Regions from separate parts of the Homo sapiens genome. Here region 1 is linked to region 2. The links are chromatin loops, found by intact Hi-C in ENCODE. Cell type or tissue: GM12878. All regions are shown on one strand. Links, peaks and the distances in the headings refer to the core of each region. The heading gives the core; the rest is flanking DNA.

Region 1 (9,735 bases), core at 1,773-6,772, 200 kb after region 2:
AAATGGGCACTTGAGAGCTTTGTAAAAACCGATGTGTTTGCTGGCCCCGTGTTTACGGGCCTTTGTGATCTCCGCGTTCGCATCCAATCTGGCCCTTGGGCTCCGAGAAGGTACACGTGTGTGTAGGGCAAGGTCCAACCAGTGGGGCCAGGGATCTGAGCAACAAGCGCGCCCTGTGTCCTTTGTGGCAGGGACCGCTTGTGGACGGCGGATGAGGATGAGGCGCCCAGATCTTCCCGAAATATTTCCTAATCGTTCATCATGATGTTATGTTGTTGTTTTCACAAAGGGAATTAATATTGGCCTCCTTTTCTACAAATCTTGCCAACACTGCGTGAAATGTTTTCGTTGCTTCTCTATTCCCAAGGTTTCGTATTATTTTACCAAGTCGGAAAATGGACGGCGCTTAAACTGTTTTTTCCCTGAAAGGAAGAGGGCTGTAATCACTAAAGTGTTTTAAAATCTCCAGCGCAAAAGCCTGCGGTGCCACAGGGACGAGGCCTGGAGAGCAGTCGCTCCTAGAACCGGGGCGCGAAGGGCACCCCCGCCTCCAGCACGCGCCCTCCGCCCTCCCGGCCTCGCTCCCCCCGGAGTGGGGGCCTCGCCGGCCCCTGGTCCCCGTCACTCAGCAACGTCGGGTCAGCCTTCGCCGGGTTAGTGGCGACGCGGCCGCGCGAATTCGCACAGGTATTCCGCGTTTCTCCGCCGTTCCCCGCCTTGGCCGGAGGCTTCCGAGGCGTCCCTTGGTGCAGGGTGGGAAGCGGCCCGCGCCCCAACGGCCCAGGCGCTGGAGCTCACCCCGAGCGAGGGCGGTACCTGAGGCTTCGGGGAGCCCGCGCTGACCGCGGCCCCGTCCCCAGACCCCTCCAGCAACCCCGGCCCCGCCCCAGACCCCTCCGGTGATTTCCCCCCCGGCCCCGCCCCGCAGATCCCTCCAGTGATCTCCCCCCCGCCGCGCCCCCCAGACCCCCCCCCAGTGATTTACCCCCCGGCCCCGCCCCACAGACCCCTCCAGTGGTCCCCCGGCCACGCGGGCTCCGGGGGGGCGGGGCGGGGGCGCGGCCCTTTGCTGGGACAGGGGGCGTGGGCCCGAGTAGCGGGCGGGGGGCGCGGGCCCGGGCTGGGGCGGGGGCGGGGGCGGGGAGCGCGGGAGCCCCGGTGACGCAGCAGTGACGTCGGTGGCAGCGGGCGGGATTTCCCGGGCGAGACCCCGCGGCGGAGTGGGCGCGGCCAGCGTGGAACGGGGGCGAGGGTCGCAGAGTCGCCGGCTCTCCCTTCCCCAGTCTGGGCCCCCACGGCACAGGGGGCCGAGCAGAAGCCCCCAGCGTCCAGGGCCGGGGGAGGGTCCGCCTGCGCCCCCAGGCCCGCGTGGTCGGGCCCTGCAGGGCGGGAGGCGCGGCGCGGGGCGGGGCCGGTGACGGGACGCGGAGACCCCGCGGGCGGCGGGAGGGGCACGAGGCGCGCGTTTGCACCCGAGCCCGGCCCGCGCCCCGATGCGGAGCGATGCCGCTCGGCCTGGCCGCCCCCCGCGAGCACCGCGCTGCAGACGAAGCCCGCGCGTGATCCCGCTCCGGGTAAGTGGGCGCCCGGCCGGAGCCCCGGGTGTCCGCGGGGAGAGCCCAGCCCGGTGCAGCCAGACGCGGAAGGGAAACTCGGGGTGAAAGTCTCCGGACCTAGGGAGACGGCTCTGGCGCCGGTGTGGTCCTCACGCCGCCAGCTGCTGCTGCACGCGACACAAAGACCTGTGGTTCCCTCGGCCTCCTCTCCCGGGACCTCCCGCCGGGCCCCGGGGAAGCCCGCGCGCGGGTGTGGACAGCCCCCTCGGAGCGCGTCCAGGGGCTTCCGGGGCTGGGGGCGCCCGGTCCCTCCGGCATGAGGCAGGCGGGGGCTCGGGGGTCCCCTCTTCCATTTGTAGGTCACAGAGCGTTTGCTGTTTTCCCAGCGGGGACGTCCCCCGTGGAAAAGGACCTCAGTGGCAGGAGATGGCGTGGCTGGTTGGGCGTTTTCTTTGGGGAAATGTTTCTGGCGAGTGCCTGAGGAAGCCCTCCTGGCTCCCCAGCAGCCCAGACGCCGCCTCGGGAGCACTCGGGGTGACGCTGGAGCCACCGCAGCTGAGGGTGGTTTTCCTCACCTCCTTGATGGCGTCTGTCCCCGAGGCTGGTGCTGAACTGAAATGTGCTTCGTTCGCCGCGCGCGCCCGGCAGCAACCGGGGAGCTTTGTTTGGCTTGATTTTTTAAATTGCCTTGGAAATAACGCGAAACGGCGGGAGGGTGAAGTGGGGAGGAGGACAGAGCGTGGTGGGGAAAGACTCCTTAATTTAAGATTTGCTTCATTTCGAGTATTTGGGGCTAAGGTGTTAGGAAACCCGAAAATGTTAAAGTTTGATCAAGTAATAAAGTGGATGATGGACGCCGGGCCTCCCACCGTCTCCCCGGCCCCGCGGCTGCCGCGTCTCTCCTCTACCCGTCGCCTCCCAGGACTGTCAAATGCTGGCACCGGGCCCGTGCCTCTCAGCCGGAGCAAAAGGCCGCCTAGGCTGCGCCCGTGTGCTCCATTAAAACGTGCCAGTCCTGTCGTCTGCTCATGAGTGAGGTGTGCCGCTTCCCACAGTGGACAGGAAATTTGCAGCGGCGAATGCCTCACAGTAGCCATGGGGGACCTGGGCTCTGCGGCCGGCTTCTCGATTCCTCCCGCAACTCCTTTTCCTGATTTTTGTATGAGGCGGGGGAGGGGAACCAGCCGCCATCTGATCTGGCCCTGTTCCCTGCAAGAGGCGACTGGGGGGACAACTAAGTTGATAAATGGAAAGCCTTTTCCAGCCCGGAGAAACAGACAGAGGACCTATAAACTGGATTGTTTTTGAAATGTAGGGTTTGCTCAGTGACCGGTCATGATAAGAGATGGCTGTGGCACTTAATAAATAGTAGGTGTAAATGCAAATGCAAGGTTTACAGTGATGCCTTGCCTGTTAATGAGCAGCCTCACCATGGGGTTAGTTAGGCTGAAATGACTATTTAGGACAATGGACTTCCTGTTGGCCCCCACCTCCATGCACAACTCCAGTGCTCATAGGCCTTAAAATTCGCCCAAGGAAGCCAGTGGAGGATGTAGGCCTGGCTCAGAAACAGCACAGCTAAGGGGCCATTCCCAGCAGTCCTATGATTGGCGTTTCTCATGCAAACTGATGGTGGAGAAACCAGAAAAAAAAAAAGCTTTTCCTAGATTCACTTTACAGTTTTTAAAGCAAAAGTGACAGTCCCTGAAGTCCCCCAATATTCAGTGCATTCTTTGAAATGATAGAACATCAGGTGGGAACATCGCCTGTAATCCCAGCACTTTCAGAGGCCGAGGCAGGCAGATCACTTGAGGTCAGGAGTCCGATACCGGCCTGGCCAACGTGGTGAAACCCCGTATCTACTAAAAATGCAAAAAATTAGGCGGGCGTGGTGGTGCACGCCTGTAATCCCAGCTACTTGGGAGGCTGAGGCACGAGAATCACTTGAACCTGGGAGGCAGAGGTTGCAGTGAGCTGAGATGGTGCCACTGCACTCTGGCCTCAAAATAAATAAACAACATGAGGTGGGAACATGGACCCTGACCCCTGGGGAAGCAAGAGCCACAGCTGTCTCAGGAGGGCAGGAACACTGTAAAATGTGTACAATGCTCCTTCCCCCAAGACCTACACGCCCAAACCCACGCCTACCACAAAACTACTGCTTATGCAGAAAGCAAAGACTAAGGTCTGTACCCAACAATTTCTTCTTTTATTTATAGCTGCATCTCACTTATTTCACTATCACATTTTTCCTAGTTTGTCTCAGTTTCTGCTTGGAGAGGGGAGAATGCCTAATAATGTATGTCAGAAGATTGCCCCTTTCTTCGTGGAATTTTGAAGTAGTAACTTTAAAATATTACCTGATTTTTGTTCTTGAAACACCTTTTAAGGATATACTGCTATCTAATCTTGCTGGTTTTCCTTTTTTAAAATTTGGTATTTTTATTCATTCTAGATATACTTAGGCATAGAGACTTGTATTATTCAGGTAGAGAGATTGTTTCTTTTTTAAAACCAGAAACCAAAATTTAACTCCTTTAATAGAGGTATAAGTACTACATAAATAACCTATCAACAGTGGATAGCAAGGATATTTTAATTGAAAGTCAGAAAAGCTAAATGGTATCAGGAAAGAAAAGGAGATTGCAGGGTAATACTACCGAAAGACTGAAAGAAGCTGGTTAAAAACCTCTAAAGAATAAGCCAAAGACTGTTAATAAATGATCAAAAGTAAAAACACAAATGAAATTTTCATTTTAGGAAATGTTAAGAAATAGGGGCTAGAAAAGCTGCTGAAAGAAAAAAATTACTGCAGAGAAAACAATGGGTGCTTAAAAAGAGATCAGTTCAGTGAGCTTGCTGGAGCGTTCCAAATTCCTCTAATTGCCAAGGAGTTCTTGTTAGACTGAATGGTGGCTGGTGGGCAATCAGATTCCCTGCTGGAAATTGGTAGACAGAGTGACAGGTGCCATGCAGATAAGGGAAAGCCGGCTGTGTGCAAGACGCCGTGCTCACTGGGGAAGGAGCCCTGGGTGCCCAGGAGTGAGGAAGTATAGGGAGCTATGGAGGAACTGTTCGTCTCCATGGCCGTGAGGTTTGTGGGTCACCAAAGGCCCAGTCTCCGAGGATCGGATAGGGCTAGGAGCCCAGGTTAGTGGGCAACAAGGGGAAAGAAGGGCAATGATTGGGCTAGACGTGTCATGTGGATGATCTCCTTTGATACTCACAGGATACCTGCCAAGTTTCTAATTTGCAAAAAACAGCAGTGACTGCTTGTGTCCTCTCTGTCCAGGAGTGTTCTGGCAGCGGGTTTGGTGGGTGGTGGGAACCTTTTTTAACTGATGTAGGAAAAGTATACACAAATGACAAGTGAAAGTGACAGAGACGTGTGGAAGAGAAAAAAGTGGAGAACTGTAGAGAGACCCACACTCAGGCACTGCACATGAGCTCCTTTCCCAGGAGGATTTGTTTCTCTTGCTTCTTAGATTTCTAAAACCATTTCTCTCTGAGTTGCTGGGTTGGCTTTCTGTGGTGTGACACATGTGCTCTGAGGCCATGGAAGGCCCTAGAGATAGAAGAAGCACTCTAAGTATCCCTCTGGGCCAGAGAGATTGTTTCTTCCCCAACACCCCCTGTGCATGAGGCGGGACAACAGCCACGATGGATCATATGAGCTGGCATTAACTGTGCCTTTATGCCTTTCTCATCAGTGCCTGGACCTCCTCCTGGTGCCCCTGCCTAATGTACAGCTGTAAGGCCTTGTCTTCTGTCCCCTCCATATGGGCTCCAACAAAGAAAGAGAGGCAGGGCGATAAAATAGGAAGAAGGAAAACATTTTTAACTCTTTTTAAACATTCTTTTTTTTTTTTTTTTTTTTTTTTTGAGACTGAGTTTCCCTCTTGTCTCCCAGGCTGGAGAGCAATGGCACGATCTTGGCTCACTGCAACCTCCGCCTCCTGGGCTCAAGCGATTCTCCTGCCTTGGCCTCCCAAGTAGCTGGGATTACAGGCATGTGCCACCGCGCCCGGCTAATTTTGTATTTTTAGTAGAGACGGGGTTTCTCCACGTTGGTCAGGCTGGTCTCGAACTCCTGACCTCAGGTGATCCACCTGACTCGGCCTCCCAGAGTGCTGGGATTACAGGTGTGAGCCACCATGCCCAGCCTGAACATTCTTATTCAAGCACCTCTACAACTACAGCAGAAAAAGTGTTTACATGTTCCTCCAAATTCCAGCACCCAAACTCAACCTTGTTTCTTCTGGTGTCCCACCACACAGAGAGGTAAAATTGAGAGATTTCTAGCAAAGCAGTACCCATGTATGAAGGCCCAAAGAGGAGAAATGAGCTTAGATGGCGGGAAGAAAAGAGCAAGAGGCTGTTGAGATTGGGGTGGGAGGCAGGGCAGGGCAGGGAGGCTGCTGAGGGCTGAGAGCAGGTTCTTCTCCACAATGGCCCAGCAGGACTCTGTGGCTCAGGTCCAGACACTGATGAACAGGAAGAGCAGATGGGGTGGTCATGCCCCATGCTGGGACTCTGTCTTCCCAGAGGGTCAGGCTCTTGGAGGCCAGAGGCCAGAGGTCAGGCAGCAGTACAGGCAGCCTGGCTTTGCAGGCTGAGCCAAGTCATCAACACACCTTGGAAAGGGCTACGTGTTACCCTTCAACACCCACACGTCCACGTGGGCCCTGGGGTCTCTGGCGGCCCGGGGCCCATGTGGACGGAGTGTCTGCTGCTGCATCTCCCCTTCCTCATCAGTGGTCTCTGTCTTCCCATGGCTCCCTGTCTATAGGAAGGTCCAGCTACACCCAACAACTGGCATCCTCCTCCTGGATGTCTCTCCAGCCCGATCTGAGGAGCCATCTGCCCTGCCCTGCGGCTCTGGGGTACCCGCCCTGCACAGACCCTGGATGGAAATTTCCAGCAGGGCCTTTCCGCTGCCCCTAGCCTGTGGCCGACTAAACGAGCATGAGTCAGTCCTCATTCGGTTTTAGTTTTCCTTCAGCAATCTTGGGAAAATTCTGTTTTCTCTGTGCCCCAGTTAACTTTGCGTATCACTCAGAAGCTGCTCTAGTCTGAAGGTGCTTGTTTATCCCCCCGGCAGCTGTGGGGCTGCATGGCAGGGTACTAGGGGACTGCAGCCTGGTTAAGGAGACCTGATGACTTCAGTCTACACCGTGCATGTGTTTGACGGTGTGTGCGGGGAAGAAGGTGTTACCAGGATGAGAGACAGCGTCAGGCTTGCTCATGCCCAAGGGCAGTGGTGGGCCTGGAGTGTGGGTGTGGAGGTGGCCGAGGAGGGTCGCTCGGTGGATGTGAGTAGAAAATTCCAAAATGTTGACCTCAAGGGAAATAAAGGGGAACTGGCAGTGTTGCCGGCCACTGAATTCTCTCTGGAACAGGGTGAGGTGTAGGTCCAGGGCAAGGCCTTCGTGGGTCTCACACGCTCCCTCCCGCTGTGGCTGAATTTTATCTGATGGAGACAGAGTCACTGGCCTCTTTTGCTGATCTGGACCTCTGGGTGCCCGCGTTCCCGCCACCCAGCCCTGTCTCTGGAAGGCTGTACCCATCAACCTTTCAGTAGGAGTTTGGCGTTTCACTGCCATTCCCCTCCACTTGGTTGACCTTGTAGAATTGTGCCTTTTGGGGACTCTCTCGGGCAGATCTTTCTGTGTGTGCTCCGTGAACACTGCAGCAAGTGTGCCCTCAGCCCCTGCTCTGCCGCGTCCCCGCCTTTTTGGGTTGGCTGTGCTCACTGATGGATGGGTCAGCATCCTCTGAACAAGTTTCTCGTTAGACCCTCTCCTTGTGCTAGGGTTTGTTGCAGTCAATAGTGTCTGAAAGAAGCCAATTGCTGGCCTGGACCCAGGCACGTTTTTATTCATCAGAAATTTTCTTTGTCATGGATTTGCCATTCTAGGGCTCTGCTGATCTCACTGTGATCTTCCTGGTGTTTTTAGTTTTACTGTCCAGTACTGCTCCCCGCCACATTCCTTTTCATTACTGGGTGCTATGGAAGGACTTTTCCAATACAGACATACTGCTGGATGCGATCGATGTGTTCATCGAAGACTGCATGTGAACCTTGCATTTGTGAGGTGTTCATTGACTGCATGTGTGATAAGCACCTGCAATAAATATATGCATCAGATAGTTTAGGCACTGGTGACAGGGAAACAAATAAGATATGGTCATGCACTCCAGAGGAGTCAGAACCTAGAGGGGGTGCATGTGTGAAAACAGCCCACCTACCCTGGATTAGTGCACAGACAGGGAGAGTGTTAGTTCTTTCTGATAGCAGTGCAGAAAGCGTGTGACAACAGAGGGAGTCTTGAGCTGGCCCTGGTGAGCTGAGGCAGGTTTTTCAAGCCAGACAAATGAGAAAGGGCTTTCCAGGCAGGGCGGCCAGCAGGGGCCCAGGGTCATGAAAGAGGAGTGGAGAGAGCAGAAAGGTTGCTCAGAGCCGGGGTGTGAAGGTGAGACTGACCGTGAAGAATGGGGAATCCAGGGCCATTGTCAGGCAGAAGCAGGAAGCAGCAGGCCCCACCTTGGCCGTCTGGCTGTGACTGCCATGTGGGGAAGGTCGGAGGCGTGGGGCAGGAGAGGGAGGACAGGGAGACTGGATAACGCCCAAGGGTGCCCCGGCCCCAGCGTCAGTCGGGGTGGCCGTCTGATTGGAAACAGAGGGCCAGGGAGAGGCTGGTGTCTGGGATCCCAGGGTTTCCAGACTGAGCATGGATGGACGAGGGGTAATGTGACCTGGTTTTGTGAATGAAGCTGGGCAAGTAGAGAGAGGGTGTATGACTTGCCAAGTCAGGAGGTGACATCGAGGGGGCATGTACGTGCAGAGCTGAGCAGAGGTCTGGCTGGACCCAGGTGAAGCCACAGGGGCGAGATTGCCTGGGGTGATCCGAGGTGTGATGACAGCAGGGAGGCCCGCGCCTCCAAGAACACACGGCAAGTTTAGGACAAAACAAATATCCTTCTGTAGGAGGCACACCCTTTCTTACACAGACTTTCATGCATAGGATTCCCTTAAAAGAGACCCTCCCAACCCTGCCCTCTCCCTGGCCCCCTGCCCCTCCTGCCCGCCTCTGCAAAACCACAGCCAACCCGCCACCACCTCGCCTTCCTGGATGACTCATTCTTTCTGCGTTGAAGCAGTTGCATCCTGCCTCTTGTTTATGATTTCTTTGTCCCTCTGATGCTTACGGATTGGCTCGGACGCTGTTAGCACCCGTCTCTTGCTGCAGGCCCACGTCGGGGAATCACAGTGTATCATCCTTCCGTGCGTGGGTCTCTATTCGAGAGGGAGTTTCTGTTCTATGTTTTGCTCAGTTGCCCCCGGTCACTCTTTTCCCACCCCCAAGCACCAGTGGCCTCGAGGCGGAGGGCTGGCCTTGGCCCTGCTTCACAGTAACCGCGGCAGCTTACCCGCGACACCTGCACGGGAGCGGGGCCAAGGCTCACCCCGCCCCTGCCGGGCCTCGCTCGGGTTCTTCCACCCTGCGTTCGCCTCGGACCGCTGTGGTTAGCTGTGAAATGCCCCTGCGGTCTGGTTTTCTCTCCTTTTCCGCACGGTTCTTAGTGTGTTATGTTGCTTTTCCGCACTGTACGTTGGAAGCTCTAGGGCTACGAAAACGCAGGCAGTTGCGGGGGAAGCGAAAAATCCCCGCCCTCATGGAAGTTCTGTTACGGTGGAGGAATCAGACCAATGATAAGAAGTCAGAAAATCAAAAGTAGTTTAAACAAGTACATGAATAAATAAGCATTTAAGATATAGTAAGTGCATGAGAGAAAAATAAAACAAGGCTGGGAGGTAGGGAATTCCGGGGAAGGGGGTGGCTCACATTTTAAATAGGCTGCTTGTGGGAGGACCTGCCATGTTGATCCGAGGTTAAGGTGACCTCCCAAATGAGCTCATCTGATGCACGTGGAGCCAACAGGTGAAAGTGTTGATGGAGTCACAGATTATTTATTTATTTATATTTTTAGGTGGAGTCTTGCTCTGTCACCCAAGTTGGAGTGCAGTGGCGCGATCTCGGCTCACTGCAACCTGCACCTCCCAGGTTCAAGCCATTCTCCTGCCTCAGCCTCCCTAGCGGCTGGGATTACAGGCGCCCGCCACCACGCCAGCTAATTTTTTGTATTTTTAGTAGAGACAGGGTTTCACCATGTTGGC
Region 2 (9,735 bases), core at 1,714-6,713:
ATACCTTGCTGGCTTTTGGTGTCCATTTGCATGAAATGCCTTTTCCCACCCCTTTACCGTATGTGAGTGCTTATGTGTTAGGTGAGTATCCTGAAGGCAATAGATAGTTGATTGGTGAATTCTTATCCATTCTGTGGTTCTGTATCTTTTAAGTGGAGCATTTAGGCCATTTACATTCAATTTTAGCATTGAAATGTGCGGTATGGTTCCATTCATCATGCTCCTTGTTGCCTCTGTACTTTTGTTTGTTGTTGTTTTGTTTTTGCTTTTTAACTTGCATTTTTGTTCTATAGGCCCTGTGTGATTTATGCTTTGAAGAGGTTCTGTTTTGATGTGTTTCCAGGATTTGTTTCAAGACTTGGAGCTCCTTTTAGCAGTTCTTCTAGTGGTGGCTTGGTGATGGCGAATTCTCTCAGCATGTGTTTGTCTGAAAAAGACTGTATCTTTCCTTCATATATGATGCTTAATTTTGCTGGATACAAAATTCTTGGCTGATAATTGTTTTGTTTGAGGAGTCTGAAGTTAGGGCCCCAATCCCTTCTAGCTTATAGGGTTTCTGCTGAGAAATCTGCTGTTAATCTGATAGGTTTTCTTTTATAGGCTACCTGGTACTACTGTTTCACAGCTCTTAAAATTCTTTCCTTCATCTTAACTTTGGATAACCTCATGACAATGTGCCTACGCGAAGATCTTTTTGAGATGAATTTCCCAGGTGATCTTTATGCTTCTGTATTTGGATGTCTACGTCTCTAGCAAGGCCAGGGAAGTTTTCCTCAATTATCCACCCAGATATGTTTTCCAAGCTTTTAGAATTCTCTTCTTCCTCAGGAACACTGATTATTCTTAGGTGTGGTCATTTAACATAATCCCAGACTTCTTGGAGGCTTTGTTCATATTTTCGTATTCTTTTTTCTTTGTCTTTGTTGGATTGGGTTAATTCGAAGACCTTGTCTTCGAGCTCTGAATTTCTTTCTTCTACTTGTTTAGTTCTATCGCTGAGACTTTCCAGAGCATTTTGCATTTCTAAAAGTGTGTCCAAAGTTTCCTGAATTTTTTATTGTTTTTTTTCTTTATGCTATCTATTTCTTTGAATATTTCTCCCTTCACTTCTTATATCATTTTTTGGATTTCCTTGCACTGGGCTTCACCTTTCTCTGGTCCCTCCCTGATTAGCTTAATATCTAACCTCCTGAATTCTTTGTCAGGTAAATCAGGGATTTCTTCTTGGTTTGGATCTATTGCTGGTGAACTAGAGAAATTTTGGGGGGGTGTTGAAGAGCCTTGTTTTGTCATATTACCAGGGTTGGTTTTCTGGTTCCTTCTCATTTGGGTAGGCTCTGTCAGAGGGAAGGTCTAGGGCTGAAGACTGTTGTTCAGATTCTTTTGTCCCACGGGGTGTTCCCTTGATGTAGTATACTCCTCCTTTTCCTATGGATGTGGCTTCCTGTGAGCCGAACTGCAGTGATTGTTGTCTCTCTTCTGGGTCTAGCCACCCAGCGAGTCTCCCTGGCTCCAGGCCGGTACTGGGGGTTGTCTACACAGAGTCCTGTGATGTGAACCATCTATGGGTCTCTCAGCCATGGATACCAGCGCCTTTTCTGGTGCAGGTGGTGGAGGGTGCAGTGGACTCCGTGAGGGTCCTTAGCTTTGGTGGTTTAATGCTCTATTTTTGTACTGGTTGGCCATGTTTTAATGCTCTATTTTTGTGCTGGTTGGCCTCCTGCCAGGAGGTGGCGCTTTCCAGAAAGCATCAGCTGTAGTAGTACAGAGAAAGATATGCGGTGGGCAGGGCCCTAGAACTCCCAAGATTAAATGCCCTTTGTCTTTTGCTACCAGGGTGGATAGGGAAGGACCATCAGGTGGGGGTGGGGCTAGGTGTGTATGAGCTCAGCAGCTCCTTGGTTGGGTCGTGCTGGGGCTGCTGTGGGGAATTGGGGGTGAGATTCCCAGTTTACTGGAGTTGTGTACTTAGGAGGATTATGGCTGCCTCTGCTGAGTCATGAAGGTTGTCAGGGAAGTGGGGGAAAGCCAGCAGTCGGAGCCCTCACCCAGCTCCCACGCAAACAGAAGGGCCACTCTCACTCCCACCGTGTCCCCCCTAACTGCCGGGAGTCTGTTTCCAGGCTGAGGGCTAGATGGGCTTGAAAACTTCCCCGAGGCTATCCACCTCTCAGCTACGAAAGAAAAGGGCTTTAGTTCTTCCTTCCACCTGTGAAGTCTGCGAGCTGGATTTGCACCCTCCCCGGAGTTCTGGCCAGCAGGCTTCTCACCGCGTTCAAATTGTTAGAAAGTTAGGCTAGAGAATTCCTTTCCCTGTGGGGTTTTACCCCCTGCTCCTCTAGCCACCCTCCCAATGGATCCTTGTGGTGCCAGGCAGGAATGGGCTACTTAAGGACCCAGGGAGCTCCCAGGGCCTTTCTGCTGCATTCTCTACCCCTGTAATTCACTAGGCTTGGCTCTCTAACTTGATTCAGCTCAGGTAAGGTCAGAAACTTCTCCAGCAAACAGACCTTCAGCTTCTCCAGTGGGGGTGTGTGTTCAGGAGAGGAGGGTCTCCCTTTCCCACTTGCACAGTTGGGGCACTCACAGTATTTGGGGGTCTCCTGGGGCCTGCAGGAGCAATCCGCTTCCTTCAGAGGGTCTGTGGGTCCTCTCGGGATTGCTGGTTTGTTCTTGCAGTGGATCTGGAGCTCAAATTCACAATGCAAGCCACCACATGCTGCTCTGTCCAGAGCTGCAATCTAGTCCTGCCTCCCTTCGCCATGATCCCAGGAGCTCCTCTCTTTAGTTAGGAATCATTCTGATGGTTATTGCTTAACACATCTAGTATTGACTAAAAAGTTACACAGTAAAGCTTAGATTAACAGATATTTTCTTGCTTAAATATTGTACAGTTCAACTGATATGTTTTAACTGGCTTATTCTTTAAAGAGAATTATATTAATCTGAACAAGTGCAGTTTCCCCCTCCCCCTCTTTGGTCCCCTTCCCCCCACCAGTGTCCTGCATTTCAGACATATAGTTCTGTGTTGTAGTCTAAAAAGTTTGTAGAGAGAGGTTTAAAAATCTTGTTTCCAGGTGTATGTATTACAATCCAGTGGACTTGAGTAAAGGTTCTGGATACCATTTAGAGGTAGTATTTAGTGTTAGGGAAACGCCTTTGCCTGTTGTCTAATTTCTAATCGACAGAAGAAGAAAGGCTATGTATCTTCTAAACTTGCTTATTTCAGTTTTAGTTAATTACCCCCCAAAACATATGTAACTCCAAGACAACTGGGATAGTAGAGTCCAGTGACTAATCATTTCTGTGACCTTGGACCTGTAGGCCTCAGTTTTTCTCAACTGTAGAATGTGGGGTTAGAGAATATGATATCTAAAATTTCTGCCATTATGACAACATAAGATTCTAAGTTATTCATGTTTATTCCTTTATTCATGTCATTTATGAAATGATATAAATGGTGTTATCTTTTTTTCTCATAAAGATTTTTTATTTTTACTGATGTGTTGTAAAGACTATATGAGATCTTTGAGAAAGTTGCTAATCAATCTATCAATATATATTAAACTCTGGAGAGCTGGGATTTAGAATAGTTAAATCCATATAAACTAACCTTTATTTTCAAGAAGGCTGCTTCAAATCATGGCAGATTTTGATTTAACAGAATTTATTGGGCACTTATTATTCTGTACATTATTTTGCCTAATTCTTAAAATAACCCTGATTTATCACAGTCTCCTCTTTGGCACATAACATTTTTGAAAAAAAGTCTTTCCAATGGCAACTTCTCTAATACTATTGAATTGAGAAAATTAGGCAAGCACGTAGTGTTACTTTAAAAGGGAATTTTCCAGGATTTTTTGGCATTTGGTGAAAGACTAACAAGTCTTTTGGGTGTTACTGTTTGATGAGGAAAAAGTATGCTTTCTAATCAACCTATAAGAATAAATATCATTATTATAACCTTTTTTGTTGTTTTTTCCTTTTACTTCTTTTTTTTCTTGTGGAAGCCACAAGACAAGGAAAAAGCAGAAAATACAGGGACTTCCTATTTTTTTTTTCAGTGCTTCCCTGGAAATAGCGTTATGAAACAGAACATCATTTTCCTCACACTGATCTGAGGAAAGCTTGCAGTGATCTTTTTCTTCCTTCAGATGGCACTGTCTGTCATAAGGTGTGCAGCTAGTACTGAGCATTTACATAGAGCTATAAAATTTGTCAACAATGTTTACTGAGGTTATATAATTTCTTAGGCTCCACATAGCAACTCTGTGGGGTAGTTTATGGAAGAGGCAGCCAAACTTCACACAGCTCTGTGTGACTAGCTAGTAATTGCTAGATTCCTGATCTGCGGCTTCTGGGTCCTATTTCACTACTGTCATGATGCCTACTGTATGTATATCCCACTATTCAGAACAGATTCATAAATAGTGAAAATAGAATGAGCTGGAGCATATTAATAAATATCTATTAAAATATTTACTTAATAAATAAATATTGGAATTAATGAATTTATGAAAAAGGGAACTGTAGCACAATGGACCCCTTTCCCTTCTTATCACTGTGGCCACTGGCTATTTGATATTTATTGAAAAGGAAACTCAGCCACCTAGGGACCATTTCTTGCCCTGTTGTTGAGCTTGAGATTTTATTTTCAGTGGTACATGTAATGTCCTTGGTAGCATTGTCTAGAACACAGACATGACAAGGCATCTAAAAATGCCATTATATGAGGAGCTGCCCTAAAAGTGAAGAATATATGTGGTCATGACTTGCTGTGAGGGGCGGGTGTAGTAGTTCTCTGTGTCAAGAAGATAAATGCATGAAAATCCACAAGACTGAGGGTGATAGCTTAATTCTGTAATCTTTTAGGTGGATAATAAGTTGTGGAAATTAATCACAGAACTGGAACAGAGCTAAGATATCAAAGTTAACTATCCAGATGTCTGCAGGAAGTCTCATTCAATGAAAGCAGAGCCACTGTTGACTGACTTTAGTGACCATTTCATTTCCAGAAGGTAAAGGAAATAATCCAGGGAACCAGTACTCTTGAGTCTATCTTTGACCTAACTTGACTACGAGGGGCTTAATTAGACAAGTTAACCTAATGAAAATCCTGAGAGAGAGGCCACGCCATTCATTCGGCAAATGAGTAGAATCGAATGCCTGCTGTTAGCTGTGTTCTGTTCTAGATGCTAGAGATTTAGCAGTGAATACAACAGACAAAATCTCTGTCATTATAGGGCTTTCATTTTAAGAACTTACAATGATCTGTTGTCCAAAAATACTAGCTTCATGGTTACTTAACTGCAAGGACCTTAACTTTCACTTCACTTTAGACATCTGCTTGCAGGGCCACACTGTGGATGTTGTCATCTGGGACCGCTTGTTTCAGAAATCTAAAAATTCTAACATCTTCATTCCCACATTGTGTACTCTTCAGTCTGGTAGAGATCCACACTTCCTTGATTGCCTGGATTTTCTGCTTGTCTATCAACATTTATTTTCCTGGCCTCTTTCTTTTTCCTACCCAGTCTGTGTCTCATTTTTGGCCATAAGGACTGTTCTTCCACCCATACCCTTGGGTCCCCTTCACTTATGCTTCTGCTGCCTCCACCCACCAAAACTCCCATTTCCAGATCAGTGATAACAGTCTGCACTGTCTATTATTAGACCCAAGCAGCTGAATCCTGCTGGTGAATCTGAAATAGCTGAAAAAATCCATACCACCAGAAATTCATGGTTTTCCACCTCTGCTAAGCTAGTAGCCAACCAGTAAATTATTTTGTCTGTCATCACTACTTTCCCCCATTTGACTATTCTTCCAATAATTATTCTAAATTACTTAGCCTTTAGCCCCCAATCTCTAGACTCTCTTCTTTAAGCAGACAACTTTGCCTATTACTTGAATGAAAAAATTGAGCCAGTCATTCTTGAGCTCCCTCAGTTTCTGGCCTTCCACCTGTTTTCTATATCTGCAATTCTCCTTACCTCCTTTCCCTCAGCCTCAGAGGATGATGTGTCCCCTCCTGCTTCCCCGCCCCAGCCTAACCTCTTCACCTATACCCTTGATCCAATCCACACTTATTTTCTCCATGAATTTTGTCCTTCATTCATTCGTTCTCTTGCCCCTGTCTTCAGTATCTTCCCTTGTGCTGGCTGCAGTGGTATGCTAGTAAAGTGGCTCTCCTGGAGAAAGAAACAAAAAAGACCCTAATGTGTAGCATTTGCCCATTTCCATGATGGAAATACTCTCACCATGATGATTTTAAGCTACCAACATGGTGCCAGTGATGCTGGGAAGAAGTACACACAATCAGAGCTGATAGGAGATGGCTGGCCACGCCGCACCACCTCTTATTTCTTATAGCCTAAAAATACGGTTCTTCCAATTCTTTAAAAAATACAAATACTTGAAAAAAAAAATTCCTTAACCTATGCCTCCTTCTCCAGCTCCTCTCTATTTTCTGTTTTTCTTTTCTAATCCTGCCTTCTCAGGAGAGTCTATACTTGCTATTTCCTTATTCGGTCTGGTATTGGAAACCATGAGATGGAGTTAAGGATAGTTGTTGAGAAGGTATACATTTTGAGCATTGCTGAAATTGGAATGAAAGGCATGGTGGATTTAGTCTCAGTAGTCACTGTAAAGAAGTTAGTCACTGGCCTAATAGACAGAGGACTCAGCTCACCTGGTGTGGAGTGGTTTTGCCCTGACAGCAGACTCTGCACACGTGCCTCAGTTCTTCTTGTGTGTTCTTCGCAGGTGACAGTACCATTTATCCAGTTAACCAAGCCAGTATTCAGAGAGTTGTCCTGATCCCTCCCTTACCACTCACTTCTCCATCCAATTAATCACCAAAATTGTGCTCATTTTAATTCTTGGATATTTAATAAAATTATATTATTCTACTGTTGCTTTAGAAAAAAATATCCTTACCATTTGCTTGGAGTATGACGCCAGTCTCCAAATTGGTTTTCATGCAGCTAGAGTTTTCTCCATAAAATGTGTCTTCCACATTGCCACTAGAATGACCTATGTGTTCAAGATTGACCATGCCACTCACATGTTCAAAATAATTCATGGGCTTCCTGTCACCTGTAGCAGTGAGTCTCAGCCCTGACTGTTCATTAGAATCACCTATGAAGCTTGTTAAAAATACCGATGTTTAGGTCTTGCTGTGGGTTTAGCAGATTAGGTTCTCTGATCATGGGGCCTAGACAAACTCTATAGGTGATTCTGATAAGACTCACTAGCCAATAGATTAAAGCCCAAGGTTCTTAGCATAGTGTACAAAAGCCTTTCACCATCTGGTCTTTGCCAGCCACTCCCTCCATCCTCACTTTTCCTGTTTCTCATTTTGTAGTTGTGATACCAAACTTACTGTAATTTCTTCAGTGACAACTTGAGCTGCTGTTTCCATCTCTAATGCTTTTCTTCCCTTCTTTTCTCCCTTTACCTGTACAACTTCAATTTATTCTTCATGAAGCTTCCCTGGCCACTCAAATTGGGTTAAGTGCCCCTTAGCAGTACATAGTACCCTATATATTGATTTGCCTTTGCCACCGTAATGTAATCTTCTTGAGGGCAGAGACTGGAATTACTTTATGTTCTTAGTGTCTGATACAAAGTGGTTGTTTTGTAAATGATAGCTGGCAGACTAATAAGCAGGAAGAGGAATATGGAACAAAGCCGGAATATAGAGAATTGGAGTACAGAGTTCCTAAAATTCGAAGAAAAGGTAGGTAAGATGCCAGAGATAGTCTCTTGAAGGGAAAGTGGTTACAAGGTGATAATAGGCAGTATCTCTACTGAACAATTGGAAATAATATGTGAAGGAAAGGGAGAGGGAACATGGCCACATGAACTGATGATTTATTTTATTTATTTATTTATTATTTTATTTTATTTTATTTTATTTCATTTTATTTTATTTTTTGAGACAGAGTCTCGCTCTGTCGCCCAGGCTGGTGTGTAGTGGCGCGATCTCAGTTCACTGCAACCTTCTCTCCCAGGTTCAAGCAATTCTCCTGCCTTAGCCTCCTGAGTTACTGGGACTATAGGCGGTGCCACCGCACATGGCTAATTTTTGTATTTTTAGTAGAGATGGGGCGTGGTGGGGGGGGTTCTCCGTGTTGGCCAGGCTGGTCTCGAACTCCCAATCTCAGGTGATCCACCCACCTTGGCCTCCCAAAGTGCTGAGATTACATGCATGAGCCACCATGCCCAGCATGAACTGATTTTTAAATAATGTGCACAAGAAAGAAAGAAGGATATGAAACCAAATGGTCGTGTGCAGTGGATCACGCCTGTAATCCCAGCACTTTGGAAGGGTGGAGGTGGGCGGATTACCTGAGGTCAGGAGTTTGAGATCAGCCTGGCCAACTTGAACCTGGGAGGTGGAGGTTGCAGTGAGCTGAGATCATGCCACTGCACTCCATCCTGGGCGACAGAGCGAGATTCTGTCTCAAAAAAAAAACTGTATATATATATATGCACACATACACCCACACATATAAAACCTATAGAATAGGAACACAGTCCTGGTAGAATAATGAGCTAAGATTTTGAAAAAGTTGGGCTGACCTTTTACATTTTATATGTAGAGAACGAAAATGAGGCCAGGTGCAGTGGCTCACGCCTGTAATCCCAACACTTTGGGAAGTCAAGGCGGGAGGTTCACTTGAGCCCAGAAGTTCGAGACCAGCCTGGACAACATGGTGAGACCCTGTCTCTACAAAAAGAAAGAAAGGGCGCAGGGGTGGGGGATAGGGCAGTAGGGGGAGAGAGAGAGAATGAGTATGACAAATAAATAATAGATTCTTACCAACAAATGGACCCAATAATCAGATACAGAGAACAAATGAAATTTCTTAGCTTTCTTCTCTTCTCTGACATGGAGAATGATCTACACACAGACTAAGAAGGGTACAAGTGAGAAAAATAAGAGGAGAAAATTGAAGCCCAAGATTGGGGAGGAGATTGTATCAGAACTCTGGATGCTCTAAAATGAATTCACATCTCACGGTCAGATTCTGAGAACATTTGTTAATGTCATTGCTCAACTAATAATCTTTGAGTAATTATAGTGAAATGTGAAAACTTGTAGAAGCCTGTGGAGGAATAATGTTCTAAAATTTAAAAAAATGTAGCTTCCATAGATTTTTGTAAACTTGATGTTACTTCCACAAAAGACTCTAGAGATCATTTTTAAAGATTTTCAAATATTATACTTAAAGAAAAGATGAGCAATAAAGGCTATGTAGGCTTTCTAAGAATTCATTCCAGATAACCCAGTTTCTACCTATAGAGTCTACATTTACAGATTAGGAGAATGCTGCAGCTGTAATATATCTAGATTCCCATGGAGTATTTGACAGTCCACCATTCTATACTTGGGAACATGAAGGAGAGTTGGATTATAGTATGGGTATAGTTATTGAACAATGGAACTCAATCTTGATTTAGTTACTCATTGGCAGCCTGGCAGGAAGTCTCTTATGGGCTGCTGTTTTTTGACCCTGTTACACTCATCAGTTTAACACCTCCTTCCCACTTCTCACTCTCAGCTGGCAGTCTTGCTGTTTATTGCACCAAGAAAATAGAAGCACCTGAAAAAAATTCTTGGTCCTCCTATTGCCAAATATACTAATCTTCCTACATCTATACTCGTATTCTCTGACATTCTTCTTATTCAATTAGATGAACTGCCACTGTTCCTTCCACTTGTATGTTGG

The links. Hi-C counts contacts between places; a loop is a spot of excess contacts. Peaks named below come from ENCODE experiments on the same cell type or tissue, not always from the same donor. Only the 100,000 strongest peaks of a DNase experiment are listed, where the experiment ranks them.
Region 1: it touches region 2 in a loop (4-fold over the local background); 2 of 110 quality-filtered maps call a loop at or near these places.

Annotation. Positions count from the first base shown.
Region 1 is chr1:235,641,501-235,651,235 of GRCh38, reverse strand. GNG4 (G protein subunit gamma 4) reads left to right here and starts at 1,452. Exons shown (of 4, transcript NM_001098722.2): 1 at 1,452-1,574. LOC124904560 (a long non-coding RNA gene) reads right to left here. Exons shown (of 4, transcript XR_007066960.1): 1 at 8,988-9,735; 2 at 8,766-8,853; 3 at 8,396-8,495; 4 at 7,405-7,681. RefSeq lists enhancers at 1-487, 2,953-3,247 and a silencer at 1,478-1,587. In GM12878, for the core only: no CTCF peak of the experiment used is centred there; no DNase peak of the experiment used is centred there; H3K4me3 peaks cover 725 bases; H3K27me3 peaks cover 905 bases.
Region 2 is chr1:235,838,007-235,847,741 of GRCh38, reverse strand. The region is part of intron 1 of LYST (lysosomal trafficking regulator); the gene reads left to right. Among named protein-coding and RNA genes, the nearest start is that of MIR1537, 10 kb to the left of the region's middle. RefSeq lists an enhancer at 5,441-5,640. In GM12878, for the core only: a CTCF peak has its summit at 4,153 (motif pointing right); a DNase peak (open chromatin) is centred at 5,320; H3K4me3 peaks cover 1,054 bases; H3K27ac peaks cover 1,564 bases.